2 separate regions of the Homo sapiens genome follow, and region 2 is linked to region 1. Evidence: chromatin contacts called from ENCODE Hi-C data. All regions are on one chromosome and are shown on one strand. The core of a region is the stretch at or near the end of the contact, and the rest is flanking DNA. Distances in the headings are between cores, read along the strand shown. Region 1 holds the start of MTA3 (metastasis associated 1 family member 3). Region 2 overlaps MTA3 (metastasis associated 1 family member 3).

Region 1 (6,874 bases), core at 2,969-5,468:
AGGATGAGACAGTAGAATCGCTTGAACCTGGGAGGAAGAGGTTGCAGTGAGCCAAGATTGCGCCATTGCACTCCAGTCTGGGCAACAAGAGTGAAAACTTCATCTCAAAAAACAAAAAACAAAACAAAACAAAAGTTTCTTCTCCTGCAATCATAAGGCTTCTTTTGTCCTAATAAACGACCATCTCGGACAAATCTTAATGTGAAAATTTTAATTGGGCCAAAGGTACAAAGCTACTTTATATTTATTACACCAAAACCATAATTTTTTTTTTTAATTTCGAGACAGTCTGTGTTACCCAGGCTGGAGTGCAGTGATGCAATCACAGCTCACGGCAGCCTTGACCTCCTGGGCCCAAGCAATCTTCCTCAGCCTCCCAAGTAACTGGGACTACAGGCATGTGCCATCATGCCCGGCTATTTTTTTTTGGTAGAGGCAGGGTTTCCCTATGTTACCCAGGCTAGTCTGGAACTCCTGGACTCAAAGGATCCTGAGGCCTCAGCTTCCCAAAATGTTAGGATTACAGGTGTGAGCTACCACAGACAATTTAGCCTAGTCCAGAATTTTTTTTTTGAGACAGTCTCACTCTGTCACCCAGGCTGGAGGGCAGTGGCGCGATCTCGGCTCACTGCAAGCTCCACCCCCCAGGTTCACCCCATTCTCCTGCCCCAGCCTCCCAAGTAGCTGAGACTACAGGTGCACACCACCATGCCCGGCTAATTTTTTTTGTATTTTTAGTAGAGACGGGGTTTCACTATGTTAGCCAGGATGGTCTCGATCTCCTGACCCCGTGATCCGCCTGCCTTGGCCTCCCAAAGTGCTAGGATTACAGGCGTGAGCCACCGTGCCCAGCCAGCCTAGTCCAGAATTTTACAAATTCCCTTCAATTTTTTTTTTTTTTTGAGACGGAGTTTCACTCTTGTTGCCCAGGCTGGAGTGCAATGGCGTGATCTTGGCTCACTGCCACCTATGCCTCCCAGGTTCAAGCAATTCTCCTGCCTCAGCCTCCCAAGTGGCTGGGATTACAGGCATGCACCAACACACTCAGCTAATTTTGTATTTTTAGTAGAGATGGGGTTTCTCCATGTTGGTCAGGCTGGTCTCAAACTCCCAACCTCAGGTGATCCGCCCGCCTCGACCTCCCAAAGTGCTGGGATTACAGGCGTGAGCCACCGCACCCGCCCAGCCAATTCCTTTCAATATTATGTTCCCTAGCTTCCTCCTTCTAAACCTGGAAGAGGAAAATATTAATTCACTAAAAAGGGAAAAATACACATTATGACTCTAAACATAAAAAGGGTCTGAGTTACATAAGTGAACTGCTCTTTCAGAGGCTCTAAGCAATTTGAAAATATCTGCACACTTTTAAATATTCAGTAACAAAAAAGCAAAAGAATATTCGGAATTCAGAATCGTGCATAACTCTCTAAAATCTCAACTTTTTTTTTTTTTTTTTTTTTTTTGAGACAGTGTTTTGCTCTGTCACCCAGGCTAGAGTGCAATGGCGTGATCTCAGCTCACTGCAACCTCCACCTGGATTCTCCTGCCTCAGCCTCCTGAGTAGCTGGGATTACAGGTGCATGCCACCATGCCTAGCTAATTTTTTTGTACTTTTTTAGTAGAAACAGGGTTTCACCATGTTGGCCAGGCTGGTCTTGAACTCCTGACCTCAAGTGATCCACCCCCTCCTTGGCCTCCCAAATTGCTGGGATTACAGGGGTGAGCCGCCATGCCCAGCCTAAAATCTCATCTTTCAAAGAGTCTGGGACTGAAAGTAAAATCATCTCTTATGCCCCTTTACCCAGCTTATTTTTATTTTTTTATTTTTATTTTTTTTTGAGACGGAGTTTATCTCATTGCCCAGGCTAGGGTGCAATTGCACAATCTTGGCTCACCGCAACCTCCGCCTCCCGGGTTCAAGCGATTCTCCTTCCTCAGCCTCTCGAGTAGCTGGGATTACAGGCATGTGCCACCATGCCCGACTATTTTTTTTGTATTTTTAGTACAGACGGGGTTTCTCCATGTTGGTCAGGCTGGTCTCGAACTCCCGACCTCAGGTGATCCGCCCGCCTCAGCCTCCCAGAGTGCTGAGATTACAGGCATGAGCCACCGCACCCAGCCATATTTTTACTTTTTATATTAATTAAAAAAAAATAAGAGATAGGGTCTCACTATGTTGCACAGGCTGGTCTCCAACTCCTGGGCTCAAGCTATCCACTCGCCAGGCCTCCCAATTTACTGGGATTGCAGGCATGAGCCCCCACACCAGGCCACCCTTTACCCAATTACCCATCAAGGGAAAATAAATATTTTTAATATTAAAATTAAGAACACTCAGTGTATACCTTGTTGAGTTCTTCTATCCTTCTTATTAGGTATGGGTTGCTGGAGGAATTCTCAAAGTAGACATAATCTGTAATTAAAGGAAGTACAGAACTTAATCTTTTTAACAGAAAGTTCAGATTTGTCAATCCAAGACTTTTTATGTTAGGCATTTCACGTTTGAAATTAAGCTCATAATTCATTCACTGGTAAAAGCAAACATAATAATGCAGCCTTAATATATCCTCTCACGTGCCTACTATTCACAGACCTTTATTTTCTTGGCATTTTCATTTCAATTAATGTTTTATCAGTTTCTCCTAGACTTCTGTCCCAATACGTCATTTCTTTAATAATAAACAAAAAAGACACCTCTTATCACTGTGTAGTCAGGGCACGCTAAACATGTGTCCTCTGTACTATAACTACTTCCACATCTTTTTCCTCCAATACAATTTGCCCTGCAGGCTGCTTCTCACATAAAACTATTGACCTAAGACACATTCAGAGCAGGGAGAAAGGCTTCACAGTCCAACCTACATTTCAATCACTACTTAAAAAAAAAAAAAAAAATCAGATGAGCAGAACAGGTTAAGAGGAAGAACGCTGACAAACTTTTCCACAGTTTTACCTGGGAAGATGAGGAAAAAAGGGGGCCGGGGGATCACTTCTAAGAGGCAAAGTGTTCTGGGGGTGATATCAGCATCTTTTTTACCCTTTTACCATATTTAATCCAGATCCATTTAATGTCTTGTGATTAAGAAATTGCTGCAGGCTTTCAACTAAAAGGATAAAATTTTTCAAGTGTGGCTTTTCCTCTCATCTAATAGGCTTGCTGGAAACTTCCCACTGTGTGTTTATCCGAAAGGCAGCTGCATTGTTATTGTCTATCTTAGTGGCTCTTTCGCCGCTCTCTTCTGCAAAGTGGCCTCATTTAGCCAGGCCATTCCCACCACCATCCATCAGAAGCTCGGCTAATGAGCAGAGAAGGAAGAGCCAGTCTCTCATACAAACACGCCACTTATCTGAATTATTATTTTACCAGGAAAGAGGGAGGAGGGCGTCGTGAGTAGGGAGAAAGTTTGTTTGACCTTATTTCTCTCTTCCGCAGAAGACTGGGAAGGAGGCAGGCAGCAGAGCAAACGTCCAGGCAGAGCTCAACTCCCCACCTCCGGCTGAGGTTCCCAGCTCCCACGAAGCCCCATTCGTGGGGGACTGGACCAGAAACGAAAAGGAGGGGGGCCGAGGAAGGGGAGGTGCAGGGCCCCGGCACGCAAACAGGCCCGTCCAGCTGGGCCCCTGGCTGGGCCCCCACCGCCCCCACCCCCACCCCCACCCCAGGCTCCCACTGAGTGGGGAAGAAGCAGGAGAGGGGATGTCCCCTCATCCTCTCCAGCGCCTAGAAGCCACGCAAGAAGGCCACCTTCTCAGGGGGCTCGACGGGCCCTACCCCGATGAGGGTTTCGTGGAGGGGGGTGTCTGGTAATTCGTACCCCCAAGTAGAGGCCTGGCCCTAAACACTGGGCGGGGTGCGAGGGTGAAGGTGGCCCCGGGCCCTCGCGAGCCCGCGTGGGGGGAGGGGAAGGGATGGGTGGGGGTGGGGAGTCCCGGCCCCTCTGCGGGCCCCGGCGCCCCAGCCCACTGCGACCTCAGCCCCGGCGCCCTTGGCTCCCGGCAGTTGGCGTGCACTCGCCCCGGCCCCCCGCTCCCGGAACCCGCTCCCACACGGGCCGGGTCGGGCCGAGCCTGCCTACCTCCGACCCGGTACATGTTGGCCGCCATGTCCGCCCGCCCGCCCGCGGAGCCCGAGCCGAGCCCCGCCCGCCGCCGCCGCCTCCTCCTCAGCCTCAGCCGCGACCGCCGCTGCCGCCGCCGCCGTCGCTGCTGCCTCGCCACGGGGGGGAAGGGAGGGAAGGGAGGGGACAGGGGGTGGGGGAAGTAAAGGGGATGGTACGCCGAGGGGTGGGGGCTGGTGCCCGCCCCCAGCGCCAGGCTAGCAAGGCCGAGTGGGCCGGGCCGGGGGAGGCCCGGGGAGGCTGGAGCGCTGCGGGGCCAGCGGGAATTGGGGGGGAGGGGGAGGGGAAAGGGAGTGGGAGTGGGAGGGAGGGTGGGGGGCCTTGCTGGAAGTGGAGGGCCCTGGGGTCAGGGTCCTGGCTGAGGCAGAGGCCTGCACTCAAATGCGGACCAGGGGCTGTTAGAGAATTAGAGTGGGGGCTGGGGCTTAGCCTCTCCCCAGCACCTCTTCCCCCACCCAGGGTACCCCGTCACCTGTCCACCCCAAGACAGGTCCTCCTTCCCTACCTCTGTCCCTGGGGAACCCCCCTGTGGCTGCCCTAGTAGGCAAGCGCCAGTCTCAATGCAAACTCTTGGATGCAAATAAGTGCAGGCAGCAGGGTGCCTTCCTCGCGGTGAGATTCAAGGGGCCGGCCTGGAGCCTGCAGGCTCTAGGGCCAGGAAGATTCCGGGTGCTTCCCGCCTCGCCAGAGACCCAGCTGGGGACAGAGGTAGAAAAACTCCCTTCCTAGGCCACCCTAACTGCGTCATCGTTTACCCCAAAACTGGGCTGAGCAGAACCAACTGTCCAACACCCAGATGGAGGCCCTGGCTCTAGACGGGCACTGTATATGCAGGGCCTGTTCTGCTGGGAAAAGGGACCTTTAGGAGTGAGGGGCTTCCTTTGTCCATGGGGGAACAGGGCCCTACAGTTCACAATCACCACCACCCCCAAACAGAGGAGATTGTATTCAATCAGTTTCATGTCGATGGACACTTAACTGGTTACGTGCCTAAAGCTTCTAAATGGTTATTGTCCCAGGCCAATTCTCTAAACAACCTCTGTTTTCACGGCCTTCCTACTCTCACAGATACAAAAAAAAAAAAACAACGTTGAATCTTAGCTGGCGATCCCCCAAATGAACACAAATAACTTTCTTTAGAGAAGCCAGTCCATTCCAAAGTACTCCCAGACATTGCTGCATAATAAACACGAAGAAGATTTCTTGGTGTGGTGGCTTGTTTGGAATGTGTGGTGATACACAGCTGTGTGCTGTCGACTCTGGGTTTAAGGTCTGTGCGGGGCTAAGAGGTGCCCCCAGAAAAGAAGGTTGTGTTTTGGTGGTTTGGTGATGACATTTGTGATGGTCACTTATCACAAAGTATTGAGATGAAAAAACTGTGCATAGCTGAGGCAAAATATAAAAATAAAAAATAAAGCACTATTGAATTACATTGACTCTATGACCTGTTTCCTCGTCTATAAAATGGGGACGTGAGTTCCCCCTTCACAGGTGTGGTAAGGATCAGTTGCGATGATATCTGAAAATGCTTTGTAAACCAGGGAACACAGAGCACCATGCAAATAACAGGTGTCTCTTGCTTTCTTTTTAACCCCAGAAAACCACAGATTCCCAAGGGTTCTCTGCTGTGTGTCAAATTCTGAGCCATGTGTCAAATTCTGACCCAAAGAAGAAAGCAAAAGTGTTCTGTTCCACACATTGCATAGCTGTCATTCAACATTTACCAGAGATCCCACCAAAAACATTCTGACAAAACTGACATCACTCCATTTCTGAGCTGACACATAAATAGGGTTGAATAATTCACCTGGAATCACACAGTAAACTGGCAGCAATTTTGGGATTATGAATCAGCCCTTTCCTCTGGCCTAGAATGTTCTGAACCACAGTGTTTCTCCAAGTACAAAAGCCACCTAGAAACCATAAAGTGCAAAGAAGTGGATCACAAGCTTTAGGATGTTTTCCCATTAATTTTTCATAAGCAATTTCTCCTCCTTCGAAATCTTTCCCTGTTTTTGTTAATTCATTGTGTGCCTGTCTCATTTCCCAAGCTTAGTGCTCTTGCCAGGTGTTTATGATGACTGTGCTAACCACAATAAATGGTGAAAGATGCCGAGAAAACTCCTCCCTATGTCCCCTTAGGAACAGCCTCATCCAGAAGCCCCCCATGAAAGGCCTCAAAGACTTGAAGGGGACTAGCAGGAGGTAATGATGGTGGCAGGCCTTAGAACCGTTTTTTGCTCTAGATTCTATATATTAGTCTCTTCCATGTCCAGCTCCTAGGCCAATGTCCTCTACATTTCTGAGCTGACACAGTAGATGCTCAGTATCTGAAGAATAAATACCAACAAATCGTGGACTCAAAGAATCAGAAGAGCTGAATACAAGGACTTTGTGAAACTTTTATATGTCCTAATTCCAGAGAGGTTCACACATAAAGGAGTTCAGCAAATGTTTGTAGATTGAAAGAAACCTTTCAACCAAAGACGGGTGGAAAGCCTGCACCTTTAAAAAAGCAAAGGCGCCTCTCCCTTCTTAGCTACATGGTTTAGACCACAAACTTGTCATCAACCAGCCCTAACTTCACTCCTAGTTTGGCAGTTTAACTATAAAGACCTTGAGCAAGTTACTTAACCCCTCTGAGCCTCAAGAGGGGTTACAAAATATGACTACTGGTTGATACCTACCTCAAAGGCTTATGGTAGAAAAAAAAATTTTTTTTGAGACGGAGTTTCGCTCTCGCTGCCCAGGCTGGA
Region 2 (6,874 bases), core at 3,021-5,520, 180 kb before region 1:
CAGAGGAACAGGAGGGGTGGACAGAAAACTGGGACATGGCCTTCCTGGGGGGAATGGTGAGGAGGGGCTGCTAACTGAGTAAATTCCCCCAAAGGAAAACAGGGACAACAGTAAAGAATAAAGGCTTCCCCCTCCCTCCCCAAAGCCGTTTCCTCTCTAGGCAGAGTAAAACAGAATCTCCAAACACCCACGGGGCAGCTCCTCCACCTCCCCTCGCCAGGGACTTAGGACAGCAGTGGGGCATAAACACCAGGCTCAGACATGACACCGAGTGCACTGAGGCCACGCACAGCCCCACCTGCTTGCCCTCAGCCCCCTGCTCTGCTCTGAGTGGCAGGGGACTGACCCGGTGGGTCGCCTGTCCCAGGCTCCCAGGGCAGCTGCTTCCAACTGGGTTTCACTACTGTGAGGCACCTGCAGGACTCTGGAGGCCAAGAGGAGGGGAGAGGCTGGGGCCCCCTCTCTCTGCCTGGGGAAATGTTTCTGACAAGAATCATGGCTTCTCGAGGCTCCAGCCCCCACCAGACAGGTCCACAGTGTGGCAGGTCCCCCAGTGGCCTTGGCCCCAGGCTCTGGTGACGCGTCCTCCCCTGGTGCCCAGCCAGTCTCAGGATGGGGGCGGCTTGCTGTTGTTGTTCCCCACCTCTGGGTTGCCCCTCACTCCCCTGTTTTGCCTCTCAGCTTTTCTTGTTTTGTGTTAAACAAATCTCTGGATGAAAACCCCCACTTGAAATCCATTTTCCTGGGTGGGCCCTGAGAGATGGAAACTGGGCTGTGCACAAGGGGAATTGTGAAGGGCAGGCTGAAACCTTCCGGCGACACCCTCCAGTCGGCCCTCCTCTCTTGCGCACCTTTAAGAAGTGAAGGGTGGGCAGGCGATGACTGAGCCAGAGGGGGAGATAGCCTGCAGAGCCTGTGTCCTCACCCCAGGGGCATGTCTGCTGGGGGCTGCGCAGACAGTCTCTGCACGTCCACCCATGTGCTCACTGAACCACAGTGACATGCCACTGACACACAGCAGGGACACCATGGCCCCAGAAAGGGAGCGGGTGGCTGGGAAACCCTCTCAGCACCAAATGCTTCCAACGGCAAAGGCACAGACTAGAGGCGCCTCGGCACCCTTCCTCCATTGCCTGGGGGATTCTGTCAGAACGAGGGGGCAGTTTCCAGAGACAAAGGGAGAGCGTGAAGTCTCAGTCAACATCACCCTCCTAGGATGACTGGACTACAGAACCACGAGCTTTACTTACAAGAGGAAGGAAAAGCCTGCTTGGCACACGTGGCTCGAACAAGCTGCGCTTTTCCCAAAGCCAAATGTCAACTGGGTAGATAGGAGGGGCCTCCCTTCTCCTGCTTCAGACCTGGCCTGACTCCTGTCTCCAAATCTCTTGGGCCTGGGTGAGAGGGCCTCTCCCAAAAGGCAGAGAAAATGAAGCTGGCAGCTGAGTCACGGGCAGCTAATTGTTTCCAGAATCTGCAGTCACCACTTAGTAGGGGTTCAGAGAGAAAGTGAAAGGGTGAGGGAATCATTTCCCCTTCTGGGTCCAAGTACGACAATAAATCCAGAGCAGGGTACAGACAGACAGCTTTCCTGTGTCTTTTTCTTTAGGGAAGAAACATCCACGTGATGCGGCACCTCCTCCCAGGTCTTTGCTGAAGGGACCCCTCAGTGGGAACCCTGAGGAGAACCCCTGCCTGCCACCTCCACCCCTCTCACCAAATGCTTCTGACACAGGCCCCACCCTCAGCGCCCCAAGCCAAGACCCAGCACAGCTCCAAGAGTGGGTGGTGGTGGAGACATCCCATGCTCGCCCTTGCAGAAGCCTAAGATGAGAACCAACTCCTCCTCAGAAAAGAAGCTGAGATGTCTGCAAAACCGCCCTCCACCTCACACAGCACGCTCTCTCTGCCAAGCGGAGCTCAGCCTCCGAGGACACAGACATCTACAGCATCATTATCCTTACCAAGTTACCTCGTGCTTCCCAGGGTGTCAATTCAATTGTAGCCACTCTGTCTTGCAACAGCTTGGCTATTTGGGCCTCTCGTATCTGCCATCCAGCTGCCTCCTAGTAACCCCAGAGATGGCTGGGAGATCAGACTCCAGTTGTCTTTCTTGGGACTGTGACCCTGTGCCTGCAAACAGAGGGCAGGGGAGTTGCCAGCCTCACATCTGCTCAGGGAGCTCATCGGGCGCTGAGCTATTCCTATCCTTGCAGCTGCCAGCACAAGTAGCACAGCTACTCAGCACAGCTGAGTGGCCAACTGTGATGCCACCAAGGGCTCGTGCCGAGGGCAGGTGGGAAACACGAAGAGCCCAAGCCAAAGGAGCAGGCAGGTCCCCCGGGGCCTAGGTCACATGTGCTCACAAGATGTTGGGCTGGAGGGGTGGGGGTCATGGGGTTGGCCACACAGACTCATACCCACAAACACAGTTCTCTCACTCCACACCTCTAGGCCAAACAGAGTCTGTCTGCTTAAAATGAAACTAGGTCATTTGTGACCTGCTGTAGGACCCACCTGGCAGCAGTTCTTCATCAGCTGGTTTGGCTGCAAGGGAACAGGGCAGTAAGCAAACGGCTTGTCACAGTGATACACACGCTTGGCACTTTTAACAACTGCTCTTGCTGGAGCTGTCTGTGACCAAGCAGAGCCGGGCAGAACACCAGTTTCTCTCCAACCACAAAACACAGATGATGAGTTTACAGGCTTATCTTTTGTCAGAACCTCGGTAATTCTGTTCCTTGGAGGAGTAGGAGGGAGGGTCACATATAGGAATGCAGAGGGTAAACAGCAAATTCCCCCATTTCAAAAAAACAAGGATGAAGCCTATCGAGAAAAAGCTGAGTGACGGTAACAGCAAGGACAGGGAAATACCTTGAACCTCATAAACACTGGCGCATTTCTTAAGAAAAATCCATTCAGAAAGATGCCATGGCCCTCCTGTACATATTTAGTAACTATACAGCATAAGACCGAGCTGAGCGGACACATGCAGGGTGGCAGCGGCTCTGAGCTTGCAGCAGCCCCACTGCCAAGTGGCCGCTGTTGCTGGGTGGGGCGCAGGGCGCTGCAGAAGGGAGGAGGTGGAGGGGTTCCCTCAGCCCCTCAATTCTCAGCAGGTCTCGCTCCGTAACAGCGAGGTCTCTGACAAGAAAGCGAGGTGCTGCTGATCCACACGTGGAGACACAGGATTTGGAACGTGCACTCCCACAGTTCCTTCCCCGCCCCATTGCGTCTCCATGGATGCACGCAGAGGTCTCCCACTGAAATGTACTGGGAGTGGGGCTGCCTTCTTCCCAGGCACGGCTGTGAACATCAGCAGGACAGTGCAGCAAGTCTTGGATTGTAGAATGAATCAGGGAAAGCTCAGTCTGACACACAGCACGTGAGTTCTAGAAAAGGGAAGTAACAGTGTGAAGGTTAAACAAGTCCCGATGGTGGAGGCAAGATGAAAGGGAGGATGGACTCACCCCTCCCAACATCACAACCTTCAGGGAAAGGAGGCTCAGCAGTAGGTCAAAGAAAATCTCATGACTAGGCCAGGTGTGGTGGCTCATGCCCATAATCCCAGCACTTTGAGAGGCCAAGGCCGGTGGATGGCTTGAGGCCAGAAGTTCAAGACAGTCTGGACGACATAGCATCACTCTGTCTCTACCAAAATAAAAATAAAAAGTTAGCCAGGTGTGGTGGTGCATGCCTGTAGTCCCAGCTACTTCAGGAGGCTGAGGGGGGAGGACTGCTTGAGCTCACAAAGCCAAGGCTGCAGTGAGCTGTGGTCGCACCACGGCACTCCAGCCCAGGCGACAGAGCAAGACCCTGTCTGAAAAAAAAAAAAAGGGCTCACAATGTAGTTTAACACTGGATCAAAGGGAAAGTTTAATTAGGGCCAATAAAATATATAATTGATACTGAAGGACGGAAAGATCTTAAAAGCTGGGTTTTGAATAGGCGGGTTTAGTGGTCACTGGAGAGGTGCTACAGTACACCAGGCAAGAGAAGAGACTCATGGAACTTTTCTGACGGATACTAAGGAATAGGGAACACAGTTGGCTGGGAGGAGGCACGATCTCATCTGAGCTCATCATAATTAATCATAATGATGTGGGCACCCAGAGGCTATGAACACATTTCTTGTAGGAGGGGAGTGAACTTCACTCTCCCACAGTGTCAGGAACTATTCCTATGCCCCTCACTCCCACCCCCTCCACTTCCCCAAAAACCTTCAACTCTGACCATCTGGAGACTACAGCAGAGACAAGTAAATGAAAAAGCAGAAGTGGCCTGCAAACCACATCACCACCGTGTTGTATTAGAAAGTTGTGAAAGCTTTTTACTTAGTTATTAGGAAAGTGGCTAGGAGGGAAGTGGGGTTGTTTGCTGAGAAGGGATAAGATGCTCAGATATTCTCTGCCCCAGGCACATCACCCTGCTGCCAGGAAAGGACCCAGCAATGCTCACCTTCACAGCCTCAGAGCATGCCAAGGAAGGGCTGCAGGATGGAGCAGAGCTGTGTCTTCACTTCATGAGCTTTTCTAGGATAGGGAAGATACCTGTACCCAGCTTGGTATTTGATATGAGCTCAGCAAGTATGTGTTAAATAAAGGCCCAGATAAATTCAGTTTAGGAATCATGCTAACCTTGCTTTATTGAACATACTGTAGGTTATGTAACTACCTTATTTAACCTTCAGCAGAATCTTGGGAGTGTCAGAAAGGTTAAGAACTTGCTCAAGGTCACAGTAAGTAAGCTGAGGAGTCAAGATTTGAATGTAGACCTTAATTTGTGTCAAGTTTTTCCTACTACACCAAGCTGCTCATTCTCCATCCAGCCCAGTGTTCTGCTAACAGCCCAGTAAGAGCATCCTGACCTCCTCAGTGTCTAAATGGAAGGTTATGTAAGTGTCAGCGTCTCCTAGGAGCCACTCTCTCTTTTTGTATTTAGTGGAGCAGGAGCTCTGTCATTCATCTGTCTAAACCCTTATGGAATTAAACCACCTATCAAAAGAGCTGCTTTTAATAGTTTCCCAAGTTTCTAGCCTGCCATGGTAAATTGTGCTTTTATTTGTGCCAAACTTGCCTGCTGCGGTTTCAGAAACAACCCTCTCCTCCTAGCATCTCAGGTTCTGGTGCCCAGGCTCCACTCTGCCTTCTCCACCCTGGCCACGGTTTTCAATTGAGACAGGCCACCTCTCTGTATTCTGGGCTGAAGAATCCCAGTACTTACCACCTGCCCTTACAAGGTTATCACTTCACTCTCCTCTGCTCAGAGCTTCCCCAGATCCTCTGCATTTCCTTGGAGCAGGAACAAGAGCCAGATACAGAGACTCAGCACAGTAGCACAGGCAGAGAGCCCCAGGAAAATGTCTACATCAATTCTCAGTCTCCTTCCTAGACCATGATGTAGCCCAAATCATTTCTCTTTTTGTTTATTTATTCTCAAATGTATTAACCTATATTTGCCACTTTGGTACGTACTCGCCCTGACTGACAGGCACTTATTTTTTTGTTTGTTTGTTTTTTGCAAAATTTTCCCTAATGGTTTGACTACTCAGAAGTACTTGAAGTCCATGGACTTGGAGATTCTGCACTTAAATCAACCAATCCAATGAAAGCAATCCAGCCAGCTAGCTGGTGGCTTCTGAGTTAGTTTCCTTTCCTTCTGAAAATCAGAGAAGAAACCACAGAATTTTAGAAGCTGGAAAGCAGATAAATGAGTGATAACAGACTATGCACTCAAGACAGACAGACTTGAAGGTTCAGTGTGGAAAGCTGAGTACCCAATTTGTCTAGAGAACCCCAAAGGCTCATGAAATGACACCAGGTACCTCTGGAAGTAGGGGAGGGGACTGAAGCAAGGAAGAGGAGTTAAAGGCTCTTTGAGAAGCAGCTGGATCCCAAGAAGCTCTCCCAACTCCATACCACCAGGCAACTGTCTACGTCCCACCAGTCGAGATATTTATTCTCTGACGAGGACAAAACCGTTTCAGGCCTAGGGGACACGAGGCACCATGCACAGCTAAGGACAAGGCTACAATTATAACAGAGAGAGATCAAGTGAACCTATGTCTACTGAATGGTGAGCCCCCAGCCTTCTTCCCATGAAGCTCTCAGAATGCAGGTAACAAACATTTATCCTCTGGGGAACAGATAGGAAGAAACTTCTCTGGGGAATCTGACAAGCCCATGAGAAAATATCGAAAGAAACTGGCATTTATCGTCCAAACACCAGGCCAACCTGATCACCCTACAGTGAACTGCACTACAGGTTCTGCCAAGAACAAGCACAGAGCTTTCACTCTGATTTTTAGTCTCCTACTTTTAAACATTGTTTGACAACAAAGGTCACCAGGGAAAAAAAAAACAAAGACCCTCTAACAGCAGGTGTTAGAGACCAAATAACACATAATCAACAGAAGAGTACAAATTGGAAGAAACAGAGAGAAGAAACAGAGAAGAATACTTAAACAACAAAAAACATGGCCAGGCGTGGTGGCTCACACCTGTAATTCCAGCACTTTGGGAGGCAAAGGCAGGTGGATCACAAGTTCAAGAGATCAAGACCAGCCTGGCCAACAGAGTGAAACCCCGTCTCTACTAAAAATACAAAAATTAGCCAGGTGTTATGGGGCGCACCTGTATCCCAGCTACTCAGGAGGCTGAGGCAGGAGAATCGCTTGAACCCAGGAGGCGGAGGTTGCAGTGAGCCGAGATTGTGCCACTGCACTCCAGCCTGGCGACAGAGTGAGACTCCGTCTCAAAAAAATAAATAAATAAAATAAAAATAAAAAGCCACTATCATTAATATCCTCAGGGAAGAAAAAATACAGTATCTATGAAACATACATAGTATGTTGTTTTTTCTTAACTGAGAGAAA

What was found. Hi-C counts contacts between places; a loop is a spot of excess contacts on that map. Pooled maps may share reads with other maps.
Region 2: a loop to region 1 is called in a map of G401, with 4 times the contacts of the local background. The contact joins the enhancer-like site here to the promoter of MTA3 in region 1. A Hi-C loop is called at or near these places in 1 of 168 maps with a recorded cell type or tissue (G401), 9 of 37 single-sample maps with no recorded cell type and 5 of 50 pooled maps.

The regions. Positions count from the first base shown.
Region 1 is chr2:42,565,976-42,572,849 of GRCh38, reverse strand. MTA3 (metastasis associated 1 family member 3) reads right to left here and starts at 4,218. Exons shown (of 17, transcript NM_001330442.2): 1 at 4,077-4,218; 2 at 2,346-2,413. The coding sequence starts at 4,104. RefSeq lists enhancers at 640-1,166, 4,831-4,970 and silencers at 3,861-3,940, 4,001-4,160, 4,431-4,480, 4,541-4,590.
Region 2 is chr2:42,749,892-42,756,765 of GRCh38, reverse strand. MTA3 (metastasis associated 1 family member 3) reads right to left here. Exons shown (of 17, transcript NM_001330442.2): 17 at 1-3,392. The coding sequence ends at 3,367. Among named protein-coding and RNA genes, the nearest start is that of OXER1, 11 kb to the left of the region's middle. RefSeq lists enhancers at 1-151, 152-722. Within about 2 kb of position 4,270, at least 3 of the 41 ENCODE cell types and tissues checked have a DNase peak (open chromatin) inside an H3K27ac peak, as active enhancers do.